Linked DNA regions of Mus musculus: region 1 is linked to region 2. Evidence: chromatin contacts called from ENCODE Hi-C or POLR2A ChIA-PET data. All regions are on one chromosome and are shown on one strand. The core of a region is the stretch at or near the end of the contact, and the rest is flanking DNA. Distances in the headings are between cores, read along the strand shown.

Region 1 (7,193 bases), core at 1,746-4,245, 73 kb before region 2:
TTCTTAGTATCCAAAACTGTGAAAAACTTTCTATTGTTTAACCAACACAAGTCTATGGTATTTTGTTATAGCAGCTTTGATGGACTTAGGCAGATGTAATAGTTGATCAAGAAGTATTATTATATGTCTGGGTTTTAACAGTATTTGTGAATAAAATATACCTTTCCTTTAAAAAAAAAGTATTATTATAGCCGGGCGTGGTGGCACACACCTTTAATCCCAGCACAAGGGAGGCAGAGGCAGGTGGATTTCTGAGTTCGAGGCCAGCCTGGTCTACAGAGTGAGTTCCAGGACAGCCAGGGCTACACAGAGAAGCCCTGTCTCGAAAAACCAAAAAAAAAAAAAAAAAAAAAAAAAGAAGTATTATTATTTGGATAAGTACCAAGGGATAATTTTCCAACAGTAAAAAAAAATGACTGTTGGGGGCTGGAGAGATGGTTCAGTGGTTAAGAACTGACTGCTCTTCCAGAGGTCCTGAGTTCAAATCCCAGCAAGCACATGGTGGCTCACAACCATCTGTAATGGGATCTGATGCCCTCTTCTGGTGTGTCTGAAGACAGCTACAGTGTACTCATCTACATACAATAAATAAAATCAATCTTTTTAAAAAAACATGGCTGTTGTGAAATGTATGATAAACATGTACCCCCAAATTTATTTATATCATTTATTAAAAAGAACCATCAAGACAATAAACTTGCGTTGCGAGCCATCCAGCAGCTCACAAGGACTGGTACACCTGAGTGGTAGGCCGGCACTGAAAGAGAGGGAAACTAGGAGGACGAGGGGAGTGGTTACAAAATTGGTCCAGTGAGACTTCATAGAACAGAAGTCTCTACAGAGTGGTTACTGGTGATTGGGATCTGGGATAAATGTTTCCAGGCCTTGGGCCTCAAGAATGGAACAAAAGTTCATTCACATGGCAAAGTAGTGAGGGGATTTTATTCAAAGCATAGCAAGAGGATGGATCAGAAATTAAGTGTTGAGGTTGAGAGAGGACACGTGAATGAAGATACTCAAAGGCCCCAATTACTATTTGGGGCTTCTTTTTATGGGGTTCAAGATTGTTTGTGAAGGGACATAGTTGGGATTGACAGATTTAGTGATATAACCACTTCCTCTATTGTGCATGTCCCTTCCTGCCGTGGTTTGAATAAGTGCCCCCAGAGGCTCATATATTTGAGTGCTTAGCCATCAGGCAGCGACACTACCTGAGAAGGATTAGGTGGCATGGCTTTGTTAGAGAAGTGTGTTACTGGGTGTGAACTTTGAGGTTTCAAAATCCTAATCTGGATCCAGTGGCTTGCTCTTCCTACTGCCTGTAGATCGGAATGTAGAACTCTCAGCTCCTTCTCCAGCGACACATCTGCCTGTATGCCACCATGTTCCGGGCCATGATGATAATGGACTAAACTTCTGAAACTGTAAATCATCTCTGACTACATGTTTTTCTTTTTAAGAGTTGCCATGGTCACAGTGTCTTTCCACAGCAAAAGAATAGTGACTAAGACACTTCCCGTAATGCATTTTAATCATGTGTACATCCACTTATGTACAGCCATAAAATGGTAGAGAGGGGAATATCCCTAAAAGTTCACTTTGAAGAACATAGTCTGCCTTATTATGTTTGTACCAACACTAGTCTAGGCCAGATCAACCCATTTTTGTAGTTCCTGGATCGTTATCAAGTAGTTATTAAAGTGAGTGATTAACTCCTACTGTTTAAAGCAACTGAACTAGAGACTCAACTCACACAAGGGGGGCTTTGGTTACTAACAGGTTGCTTAGCTGCATTGTTCAAGAGGGGTGTATGCATGGGCCATGCCAAGTGGAATCCTAAATTGCTAAGCCATTCCTTATGTGTGCCTGTCTCAGAGATAGGGAAGGCCTTCTGAAATAAGTTAGCCAGGGTTAGAAGTCTGGTAACTCTCCTATAGGCTAATCAGCTGTAGTCTTTGGAGTTATCTTTTCTATTGACTGGGAGTCATTGGCATACGTAACAGAATGCTAACTTCACAGAATCTGGTCTTTAATAATAATAATAATAATAATAATAATAATAATTAATAAGTTAACTAGAAGTTAATTCTCCAGAATGAGTGGGCTTGCCACACAACGCTCAGGCATGACATGGAAAGGACATGCAATTATCTTTTTGCCATAATAATAAGCTTTGGACACTAAGCAACACGAGCAAGCAGACCAACTGGAGGCTGGTTTGCACAGCTCTGTTACCCAGGAGCAGTGCACTAGATGCCTGCTTCACTACATCATTCCCTCATTCCCTCAGACCGTCATCATTCGTCCCAGCATCCGGTCTTCAAGAGCCAGCCAGTGTCTTGCCTTCCCTGAAGTCTGGCCAGAGTTTTCCTTGCTCCTTATCAGGAAAACTGATATGTACAGCCCATATTATCAGGATGATCAGCTGAGTGGCCACAAACCTATCACCTTAGCCCCTCCAGATGCAGAGGCAGGAGAAAGAGCTTGAGGTTAGCCTGGGCTACATAAGATTTTATATATATGTATGTATGTATGTATGTATGTATGTATGTATATATATACTCAAGAGGTTCTGGCAAGAATAGGTGTTCAAGGTCATCTTTGGCTACCTAGTGAGTTCAAAGCCAGCCCGAAACACATTAGGCCTTGCCCAAAACAACGAAACAAACAAACAAACAAACAGTCCAAAAACAGCCACAAAGAATTGTAATCGAGGCCCAAGATCCCCCCTATCACCCCACCACACCTGATATTAGGGTATCTGTACCAAGCACCCTGCTGTCTTTGTCAACTGAGTTTCTTGGCCACCCTTTTGGTTTTGTAGCTGTAAAACCCCAACTAGGGATTTCCAGAAATAAGTGAGGGTGGGAAGGAGAATTTGAAGGTGGGAGCCCAGCTTCTGCAGCCAGCATGTGAACACCAGAGGCCTGGCAAAACAAGCAGAAACGGAAAGATGACCTCATTTGTATTCTGGCCAGCGAGCTCAGCTGCATGCTGGCTAGACAGGTAACAGAGCCATCTTCTCCTGCCCTCGCTCCCCTAAGACACTCCTCTGGAAATCAGGTCTGCAGGCCAGCTTCCCACGACGGCCATTCTCTAAATTTAGATCTTGCGTTCTTGGGGTAGAGAGTTAACTCTGAGGCCAAAGCACTAATCAGGGACTTTGAGAAGAAAGCATTTTCAAAGCAAATAATGACCTGAGCAGAGCAGAGCATCTCCCTTGAGCGCATCAGTGTGTGTGTGTATGTGTGTGTGTGTGTGTGTGTGTGTGTGTGTGTTGGGGGGGGGGGGAATCTCTTGACAAGTGGCATCTTGCCAGGGAATTAACTCAAAACAAATCCCTTACAGCCCTGAGGTCCTAGAGGGGAGTTTCAGAAAGAGTCATCCTGGGAGGGCTGCGCAAGAGTTTACAGGAATTGCCTCAATTGCATTCGGATGGCAGCGCTCAGCTGAGCCTCTGAGGCTGGGAAGAGGCACGCGTGATCAGAGTGTGACTACGTCAGGGAGAGACTATGGAGACAGACTGCCGTCTTTTCCACGGTGCAGATGAGGCGCCCAAGGCACAGAAAGATTAAAGCCTCTGCCAAAGGCATGCAGTGGAGAACTGGGAGTAGAAATCTAGGTCGCTGGTCTCCTAGTGCAGGTGTTTCCAACCCTTGTACCTTATAGATGGGCGAGGCAGGGGGTGTGGCGTCCACATGTACTTGCTCATTGGGTGATGGAGCACAATATCTGGTGCCGGGCTGAAGCATCAGTCAGCAAACAGCAGGATGAGAGAAATGTGGTCCCCGTGCAGGGGGGCAGCATATGACAGTGTGACAAAATGCTTCAGCACAGGAATTATTAACACCCTGCACACCAATTATTAACAACAACAACGGAAACATAAATCTTCGACATGGCAGGAGACCAGGCGAAGGTGCGGCATGAATTCAGCTCCATCCAGCAGGACTCATTGGACGGATGTGCTTGGCTGCCGGTGCTGCCCTGATTTTAACTTTTAAAAGCAGCGCCATGGCAACCAGCATTCACTCTGGGCCTAGATAGCATTGGTAATTGCGGGTGCTGTTCAAGATGGCTTCTCGTCCGCTGAGAAGCAATGCAGATGAGAGAGAGGCTCTGAAGCCTACCACACAGAGAACTCAGCCACAGCAGGCTCCATCTTCTTCACCAAGGGTTGGGGCTTTCAGTTTTAACTCATGAGAGAAATAAACCCATCAGCCTTGGAATTTCCCCCAGAGTTACCAAGTAAATTGTAAAGAATGGTTTTGTTTCCCCTTAGAGCAGTGTGCTGTTTCAATGTCCCCTGAGCACTAATGTTCCAACAACAGGCTCAGAAGTCAGCAGAAGGAGAACTCCCTCTGTCCCTCCCTCCCTCCCCTCTACCACCCTCCCCCCTCCTCCTTCCCTCCCTCCTCCCTCTGTCCCTCCCTCCTCCTTTTCCTTTCTCTCTTTTCGTTATTTAAGACAAGGTCTCAAACTGTAGCCCAAGCTGGCCTGAAATTTACCATGTAATCCAGGCAAGCCTCAACCTTACAGAAAACCTCCAGCCTCAGCCTCTTTTGTGCTGAAATCACAAGTGTGACCACCATGCCCAGCTTGTGACATTTTTGTATATTGCAGGCGCTACTGCTACCCCTGCACACCAATTATTAACAACAACAACAACAACAACAACAACGGAAACATAAATCTTCAACGGAAACATGGCAGGAGACCAGGCGAAGGTGCGTCATGAATTCAGCTCCATCAGCAGGACTCATTGGACCGCTGTGCTTGGCTGCCAGGGCTGCCCTGATTTTAACTTTGATGATTATATATACACCCTGTCCTAGGCACACTCGCTGTCTCACTATCCGCTCCCCTGCTGTTTTATTTATTTTTGCTGTTATTTTTATTTTGGAGTCAGGGTCTCACTGTACAGCCCAGGCTGTTCTTGAACTCAGAATCCTCCTGCTTCAGTCCTTTAAGCACTGGATTTACAAGCATGTCCCACCATGCCCAACCGCCCCTCCCCCCTCTTTCCCGCTTCCCTTCTCCCTCTTGCTTTGACCCTGCTGGCTCCGCCCCCTGCTGGCTCCGCCCCTGCTGGCTCCGCCCCCAACCTCTCTCTTGTTTTGTTGCTTTACATTTCTAACTGGGCTCCTTGCCATAAAGACTCCCAGCTTCCCTGAGAAGCAGGCTGGTGGCACATGTCTTTAATCCTAGCGCTTGAGTGGCAGAGGCAGGCGGATTTCCGAGTTTGAGGCCAGCCTGGCCTACAGAGTGAGTTTCAGGACAGTCAGGGCTACACAGAGAAACCCTGTCTCGACAAACAAACAAACAACAAAAACAACAGAAAGAGAGAGAGAGAGAGAGAGAGAGAGAGAGAGAGAGAGAGAGAGAGAGAGAGAGAGAATCAAACCCAGATAACCACACCATTGGCTTCTGAACAGCTGCTCTACCAGCTATTTTTGCTGTTGCAGAGTTGGGCTACTGTCAGGTATCATGGCTCACATCTGAAGTCCCAGTATGTGGGAAGCTGAGGCAGGAGGATAGCTACAAGTCTGGGGTGAGCCTAGGCTACACAGTGAGTTTTAAGCTAGCCTGAGCTACAGACTCAGATGCTGTCTTACCTCCCTGCCAAAAGCCAGGCGGTATTAAGTGGAGAAGAAGCTGATTAAGCCAATAGAAACGTGGAATTTTATTAAGACAATTAATGGTAGCATACATGAAATGCAAGAAGCAGGCATGTGCTCTTAAGAAGTGAGCTGGATCTCGGACGGCCCACTTTATGAACTCATTTTAACTGAGGGGAGGATCATTCGTGAATTAACGTAGGAAAAAGTGGGGAAAATTCCAAGAATGGGTTCGCTCCTCCTCTATGCTCTAACCTGAATGATCTTACCTGAAGGGGGAGAGGGAGGAGGAAACCCATCAGGAGTGGTACTGTACCTGGACTGGAGGTTCTTGGTTGTATCACAAAGTAAGCTAAACAAGTTACCCGAGTAAGCCAGGGGGCAGTGTTCCTCCGTGGCTTCTGCTTCCATTCCTGCACCGACCTCCCCAGGTTTTCTGAACAAGCTTGCATATTGCTCAACTCCTGGTGCAGGGAAGCCTTTATAGTGAAACAAAGGACAGTTAACACTGTCACAGCCTTGCTGGTCCCAGCAGGTTTGGAGCTCTCCTGTGTCTTCACTGTTTGAGTTTGAGTGGTCACATGGTGTCTTACTGTCGTGCAGTCCCGTGTTGCATCAGCCTCTAGCCACTGGGGTACCTTTCCTCGGATTTCCTTAATTTACGAGAGCTGTAGCACCATCCTAGAGAGGCTGGTTGTCCTCTGGGCTTTAGCTGACCTGAGAGGACAAGATTCAAAACATCACCGAGCTTCTTAGTCCTTTTATCTTACTTGGTTGGATCCAGAAGGCCAATTGCACCAGTCAACAAAGCTTCAGAGGGTCCCAGATTAGACCCCAAAGTAGCAGTGGGAGACGGAGCTCACTGTTGTCACCCAGGCGTTGCTGGATCGGATCTTGGCTTATGCTTCAGGAAAGAATCCCGACTGAGTCTGTGAGATCCTTAGCTTTAACTGTCCAATTGCCACAGTCTATAATCATTTGGTAAAGGCATCTCAGCAAGGCACTGCCCACACTGAGTTGGCCTGTGGCCATGTCTGTGGGGATTGTGAGTAGCACTATGTCCTAGGTGAGGGTGGAGGAGTAGAGGTGGTGGGTGTGGAGGGGGTGGGGGTGGCCCTGAACTGTGGAGGAGCAGAGAAATCTCCTTGAGCACTAGGAAGCTGAACATGTGTGCATTCGTTTCTCTCTGCCTGCCTGCCTGAGATGTGGCCAGCCAGTTGTCTCAAGCTCCTGCAGCGGTGTCTTCACCGTAAGGGTGGGCTGTGACCTGAACGGTGAGCTAAAGAACATACTTGCCCCCCCCCCCCCCAGTCTCAATTTGTCAGGGTATTTTAATCTCAGCAGCAGAAACAAAGCTACAAGTCAGGATGAAGCAAACTTGTGGCTACTAAGTAAAGAAGGGAGCTGTTTTATTTTATTTTTTTTTGTTTCTGTTTTTTTGTTTTTTTGGGGGGGGTTGTTTGTTTGTTTGTTTGAGACAGGGTTTCTCTGTGTAGCTCTGGCTGTCCTAAAACTCACAGAGATCTGCTTGTCTCTGCCTCCAGAGTGCTAGGGTTAAAGCTGTGCACTACCACA
Region 2 (7,075 bases), core at 3,149-5,648:
TTAAAATGTATCTAAGTTAGCTGAGTTTGGTGGCATATGGCTGTAGTCCCTGACATTTAGGAAGCTGAGGCAGTGGGACTTTGAGTTTGAGGTCAGCCTGGGTTACATAGTAAATTCCAGGCTAGCCTGAGCTACAAGAGGAAGACTGTCCAAAAAAAAAAAAAAAAAAAAAAAAAAAAAAAAGCAAACCTGGGGAAAAGATCCGTTATAAATTAAATTGATGACGTTTCCACCTATGGGGATAACGTATGTTTTAAAAAGCATGGCAAAGAAATTGGCTCACAGGGTAGATTTAGCACAAGCTGAAAACACTTTAAGGGCATCCTTAGCAAACAGAGTATTAATTTTAAAATTTTATGTAGAACGAACAAGTCAGGCTACATGCATTTTCATAAGTCATCTCTAATCTTGGATCAGCCAGCTTGAGTAACTTTTATCCAGAATACACTTGTCTCTCCTCAAGCTCTAACTTTGCAGGAGTCCTCTATCCCTGTTAGATTTTCAAGTGAGCGAGACTCAGATTATGTGGCGTTCATTTAGCTTTAGTGCGGTCACGGGGTAAACCACCCTACTACACTTCTCTAGCGAGGCTGGCTACTTCCCCAGCTCTGCTCCCCAGATACTTGCTGTTTGAGTCTTTCTAGGCTATTTCTGCTCCAGCTGTCTGTCCTGGCAGACCCTTTGACTCTGGCGCGTGTTCCTGGTCCATCGAGTCTAATGGAGCTCTCCTCCTCTCCCTTCTTCTTTCTCCTCTGTGCTCTCTCTCGCCCCCTTTCTCCTTCTCCTCTTGGTCCCTGCCTGTGATCCCTGCCTGGTAACTAAAACCCTGCCGCCTCCTACTCTCCCCAGGAATTTACCACTTTTATTTAACCTATAGATTTAAATTGGGGAACAAGGTTTACCCAACAAAGGCTGGCATATGTGGGAATTCTTGGGGCAGCCAGATCTTGGAGTACAGAATTTAGCATTTGAATGCACAGCAGCACCAGGCCACCCCCAACCGTTACTTGTGTTGGTTCTTAGATATTATTTGCCACTGAAAAATATGTTGTGTGGAACTCTTAAAATAATTGAAAATACTGAATAATTGAAAATACAGGAAGATAAGTGATGAAAAGATGAAGCTAGGGACACCAGGGGCTACACTTGTGAATTCTCAGCAACCTACTGACTAAACATGGGCTGGTTACAGAAGACACAAATAGACATGCTAACTTGGGTGAGGTTGGGGTGGTCGGGTGGGGTGGCCCAAGAAGATCCAACCCTACATGAAGAACTACAGGCTACTCTACGTTGCCGAGAGAAGGAAGAGCACGCCTGCTGGCTATCCAATACCGTGTGGTCAGCCCTGAAAAGCATATATACATGTAACATTATGCAGACAGAACAGGTTGTATTTGTATGTTTAGTAATATATATGCATAAACATATTTGCATGAAATGACAGTTAATAGAGGAAGGGGGACCATTTTCTTGAAAGTGAGCAAAGAGGGGTATATGGGAAGGCTCAGAGGGTGGAAAGGGAAGGGGGAAATGATGTGATTATAATCTCAAAAAAAATAATAAAAAATATAACTGCTGCTAGCTCACTCCCTTAAAATGTATGAAGACATCTAAGGGAAGAGTATTTAAGACACTCAACAGACCTTCCCGGTAACCACGCCCTCTCGGCCCACCACTGTCGCTGCTATGATCTGGTGCTGTGGCCTCACATGGGGAGTGAGTATTCTGGATTTCGAGGCTTTTATTCCATTCACAGGAGTTTCTCTGTATCAGTAAAACACTGTGAGGCTGACACTCCACGAAGAGGCAGTGATCATGTTGGCTCTCCAGATGGAATCCACAAAGAGACGGGCGTGAAGCAGCGCGGTTTTCAGGGGCTCAGAAAGCCTCATGTGAAAATTGTGCCGCTGATAGCTGGGGAATCAGGAAAGGCAGACGGACTCTATGACTTCGTTGTTTCCTCCTCATAGTCTGAGGTGAAATATGACTGGAAAGAAAAAAAATAGCTGATTAGACTGGGAAGTATCCTTCCGTGGGGGAGCTTATTAGAAATACAGATTTCAGGTCTCATCCTAGGCTTCCTCTGTCAACACGATCACCAGGTGATGTGGGAATGCCTTAAGGTTTGCCAGTGCTGTCTTGGAGAAAGTTGAGCAGACGGTTTAAGAGAGAGCTGCTGGGCCTGGAGAAACAGCCCAGAGGTTAAGAACACTGACTGCTCTTCCAGAGCTCCTGAGTTCAATTTCCAGCAACCGCACGGTGGCTCACAACCATCTGTAGTGGGACACACACCTCGTCTGGTGTGTCTGAAGACAGAGAGACAGCGTACTCACATACATAAAATCTTTATAAAAAAATGCAGCTGCTGTTGTACCGTGGGTGGCAGCTTCCTCTTTCAAAGCACGTTAAGTCCCAGCGGTACCCCGTGGTTGGATGGATGGATGGATGGATGGATGAGTAAATTGGTGTATACCCTGGCTTACTTATCCCCCCTTAGCGGGACTATGGACAGAGTGGTTTATACAAGGGATCTATCTAGTTCCTGGTCAGGTGAATGGACTCATAGTTCACCTTACTTCACTGTTGTGGCTAACTCCATGCACACCCTTTTTTTAATCAAAAAAAAAAAAAAAAAAAAAAAAAGGATGTTTGCTTGTTTGGTGTGTGTTCTTGATGCCCAAGAAGCCCCCCCCCCCCAAGAAAGTGTATTAACTCTCTTAGAACTGGAGTTATAGTTGGTCGTGAGCCATCATGTGGGTGCTGGGGACTGAACCCCAGTTGTCTGCAAGACAGCCTGTGCTCTAAATCACTGAGTAGTTTCTCTAGCCCCCTTCATGTGACCTTTATAAAGAACTGGCCATTTATTCTGCAAGATGTCAGTGTGTGTGTGTGTGTGTGTGTGTGTGTGTGTGTGTGTGTATACGAGATATGTTTCCTTGTCTAGCCTTGGAATTACAGAGATCCACCTGCCTCTGACTCCTGAGTGCTAGGATTAAAGGTGTCACCATGCCTGTCCCACACAATATCATTTTTATAGTGTGTCTTGGTTAGTTTCATGTCAACTTGACACAAGATAGAGTCATCTGAAAGGAGGGAACTCAATTGAGAAAATGCTTCTGTAACACCCAGCTGTATGGCATTTTCTTAGTGGTTTCTTGGGGAGGGCCTAGACCGTTGTGGGTGGTGCCATCCCTGGGCTGGTGTTCTGGGTTCTATAAGAAAGCTGGCTGAGCAAGCCATGGGAAGCAAACCAGTAAGCAGCCTCCCTCCATGGCGTCTGCATCAGCTCCTGCCTCCAGGATCCTGCTCTGGTTGTGTTCCTGTCTTGCATGCCTTTAGTGATGAACGGTGCTGTGTAAGTGGAATAAACCCTTTCCTCCCCAAGTTGCTTTGGTCATGGTATTTCATTACAGTACTAGTCACCCTGTGATATAGAGAATTGCGAATAAGATGATCTCATACCGTGTCCCTATTCTATCTGTGGCTTTCCTGCTGCTGTGATGAAATACCATGGCCGAGGCAATGTGTAGAAGGAAGTTTATTTGGACTTACAGTTTCTAGAGGGTTAGAGTCCATGCTGGAGGAGAGAGGCATGACGGCAAGCAACAGTCACAATTAGGAATGGACAGAAAGCCGAGGGAACCTGAAGCAAAAAGGAAAGAGAGGAAACTTGGCGTGGCTTAATTCTTTAAACTCTCAAAGCCCGCCCCCAGTGACGTACCTCCTTCAGCATGTGCACACCCCTTCCTAAGCCTCTCTTGCTGCACCACCAACCTGGGACCAAGTGTTTAACTACTCTACGCTATGGGACACATCTCATTCAAACCACTAAGGCTTTCTTGTCCATTTACCTAAATTGGTCCAGTGCTCTAGAGCAACGGTTCTCAACTTGTGGGTCGTGGCCCCTTTGGGGTTTGAGGGGTCACCTGAGAACATAGGAAAACACAGGCATTCACGGTTATGAAGTAGCCATGAAAATACCTTTATGGTTGGTGTCACCCCAAGAGGAGGAGCTGTTTTGAAGGGTGGCAGCGTTGTCAGGAAGGTTGAGAAACGCCGCCCTAGAGGACCTCAGGGAACACGTTCCTCCCTAGCAAGCAGGACACCATGTGCTGGTCAGCTTCCTATCCCTGTGACTAAATAGCTGAGACACGAACTTAAAGGGAGGAAAGGTTTCAGTCCACGGCTGGCTGGCTCCACTGCCTCTGAGCCCCGGGGCAAGGCATCGTGGTAGGAGGAAGTGGAGGGGCAGAGCATCACCTCTTGGCAGCCAGGAAGCAGGCAGAGAAGAAGGGATGAGAGATGAGATACATTCCTCAAACTCTTTGCCTCGGCGATCTTGTTCCAAGGTGGCTTCCTAACAGCCCATTCCATAGCGGTTAAAGCAGGAAGCATAGGGGTTAGATCGGAAGCAGGGGAAACTCTTTACTCTTGAAGCCTACCCTCCCACCAATGCCCCTCCCACTCATCAATACCCCCAGCTGCCAATACCCCCCACCTCAGTTACATGCCTCCTTCAGCGACACTACATTTACACATCATGAACAGCGACACCAACTGGGGCAGAATGACAGAGCCTGCGGGGGACATTCTCATTCAAACCAACACACGGGCTTTCCTTAACCTTCTCGTCCAAATTTTCTGCTTATATTTGTGGCCACCATTTTTCTTTTCCTGCCACTGCTGGGCACTCAGTATTAAAAACAGTTTAGAAATGGAATTTTCTTATGTGTTGGAAGAAGACCTTTTTTCCCTCGGTGCTCCCTCTACCTTTTTAACAAATTTCATTTTTAGTGGTAGTAGATGAACTGAAATAAATGCACAATTTAAACAAAATTATAGAAACTCGGTGTCATCAAATAGCCTAAGGTGTTCACTTTTTTGCCAGAAGGTGGCAGCAAAGCCACGGTCAGACCTTGGATAAAATTTTTTCATCACTCGTGGAAAAACCAAACCAAACTAAATGGAAAGCAAAACCAAGAACAAACTAGACAAACAATGGGGTACCACCTGCTTATTTTATTCATAGTTTCATAAGTCCTGTTTTAATAATTCAGCATTGCTTTTAGGCTCTAAAATAAGCCTAATCCTTACCTTCTAAACATGATAAAATGGTTGCTTATTATTTTGACTTTTCTTTTTTCTTTTGAGATAGGGTTTCTCTGTGGAGCCCTGGCTGTCCTAGAACTAGCTCTGTAGATCAGGCTGGGCTGGAGCTAAAGATCTGCTTGCCTCTGGTGCTGGGATCAAAGGTGTGTGCCACCCCTGCTCGGTGAGTCAGAGACTTTTTTGACTTATTATTATTTTTTAAGGCACCCAATGTGAACACTTTTCTCCACAGAAGTAATGTCATGGGTTGATATCCATACTCTTTTTTTAAAAAAAAATATTTTTAATCTATTTATTTTATGTATATATGAGTATACTGTAGCTGTACAGATGGTTGTGAGCCATCTTGTGGTTGCTGGGAATTGAATTCAGGACCTCTGCTTATTCTGGCCATGCTCACTCTAGCCCAAAGATTTATTTATTTATTATATATAAGTACACTGTAGCTTCAGGCACACCTGAAGAGGGCGTCAGATCTCATTATGGATGGTTGTGAGCCACCATGTGGTTGCTGTGATCTGAGCTCAGGACCTTTGGAAGAGCAGTCAGTGCTCTTATCCAGAGCCAGCTCACCAGCCCGACTTCAAAATTTTTTTTTTATTGTATTTGTTTAATGTGCACACACACATGTGCACATGAATGAGGGGGAAAGAGAGAGATAGAGATACAGAGATACAGAGAGTACACAAGCATGCCTGCCCATGTCGCAGCGAGCATGTGGAGGTCAGAGGACAACTTATGATGGTTCCCTTCTTCCACAATGCAGGTCTTGGCAAGTGCTGAGCCATGTCTCTGGTCCCATAAACAAAATGATCTTATTTAATTACTTTGTGTTTTGAGAGTTTATTTGGAGGGTCTATCAAGAGATGAAAGCTACTTGAATACCCTTGGCCCCCCTCTACTGGGGAAGGTCCAGCCAACAGAATGGCTTTGGAAGGGATACCAGCCTAGCCAGCCAGATAAGTCAAAGCGACTCTGGCAATCAACAGAGTGACAGATGCTACAGCCAGATCACTCTCCCATCCTATTTAATTACTTAGGAAACCCCCCCTCCCACAAGCTATGAACTGACGGTACACAACATTGGCCCAAGCATCTTTTTTTTTTTTTTTTTGGTTTTTCAAGACAGGATTTCTCTGTGTAGTCCTGGCTGTCCTGGAACTCAGTCTGTAGACCAGGCTGGCCTCAAACTCAGAAATCCGCCTGCCTCTGCCTCCCAAGTGCTGGGATTATGCATCCTAAATAATAGATTTGAAGTCGTTTTAGTTTCCTCTTTATGAGCTCTTTCAGCTGAGCAGTGGATTATAGACCACAAGGAGTCATGTTCAGCAAGATGCACTGTCAATCTGGTCATGTTTATAACTGTTCCTGGGAAAGTACTCTCAGTGCAGGCGAGAGCTCTTCTTTTCATGTGTCAGGTTAGCTGTCTTACAATGTCATCCTGCGAATGGCACACGGGGTTTCAAAGCCTGCCCGATGCCACTCCCGGCTCTGCTGATGCTGACACAGAACCCCAGCCCTTGCTGACACCACCGGTGTACTCACACTTCCTGTCCATCAACTCCTTCCACCGGGTCACCTTACTGTCTCTGCATAAGACAGCAAGGGTGCTAGCTGTGATAGACCAGGTTGTGTCTCCCTCCCTCCATGTAGCAACCTTGTGGTAACAGTGCCCATGTCCAGGTGAGTACATTACCATCCTAGGAGCAGCTGGCCATGGTGCTGGCTGGAAGACAAATATAGTGGGCCCAGGCCACACTGAACTCGGTGCTACGGGCCTCCTGCTTCTGCTCCCCCGTCTACTGCTTGCCCTCCTCTTACCATGGCACCAGACTCAGACTTCTTGATGTACTTGATTTCTGGCCCTTCAGCTGATCCACGAGGTCTTCAAGTACCAAGTATCCCACTTGACAGCACGATAGCGTGTAGTGTGAGCATGGCTGATCTGAACTTGCTACTGGCC

Evidence for each region. A loop is a pair of places that touch in the nucleus more often than their neighbours do. ChIA-PET counts read pairs that join two places held with the same protein, here RNA polymerase II (POLR2A).
Region 1: POLR2A ChIA-PET joins it to region 2 with 35 read pairs in embryonic stem cell. The contact joins the enhancer-like site here to the promoter of 1700047G03Rik in region 2. A Hi-C loop is called at or near these places in 8 of 37 maps with a recorded cell type or tissue (CH12.LX, gastrocnemius, heart and 3 more). POLR2A ChIA-PET finds 5 or more read pairs at or near these places in 4 of 5 experiments (Patski and embryonic stem cell).

What each region holds. Positions count from the first base shown.
Region 1 is chr15:12,036,327-12,043,519 of GRCm38, reverse strand. No RefSeq gene overlaps it. Among named protein-coding and RNA genes, the nearest start is that of Gm34759, 41 kb to the left of the region's middle. Within about 2 kb of position 2,995, at least 1 of the 3 ENCODE cell types and tissues checked has a DNase peak (open chromatin) inside an H3K27ac peak, as active enhancers do; it is gastrocnemius, where a contact is called at or near this core.
Region 2 is chr15:11,964,385-11,971,459 of GRCm38, reverse strand. It overlaps 1700047G03Rik (RIKEN cDNA 1700047G03 gene), which reads right to left and starts at 4,398. Exons shown (of 3, transcript NR_040447.1): 1 at 4,264-4,398; 2 at 3,556-3,646; 3 at 1,377-1,990. It also overlaps the pseudogene Gm21997.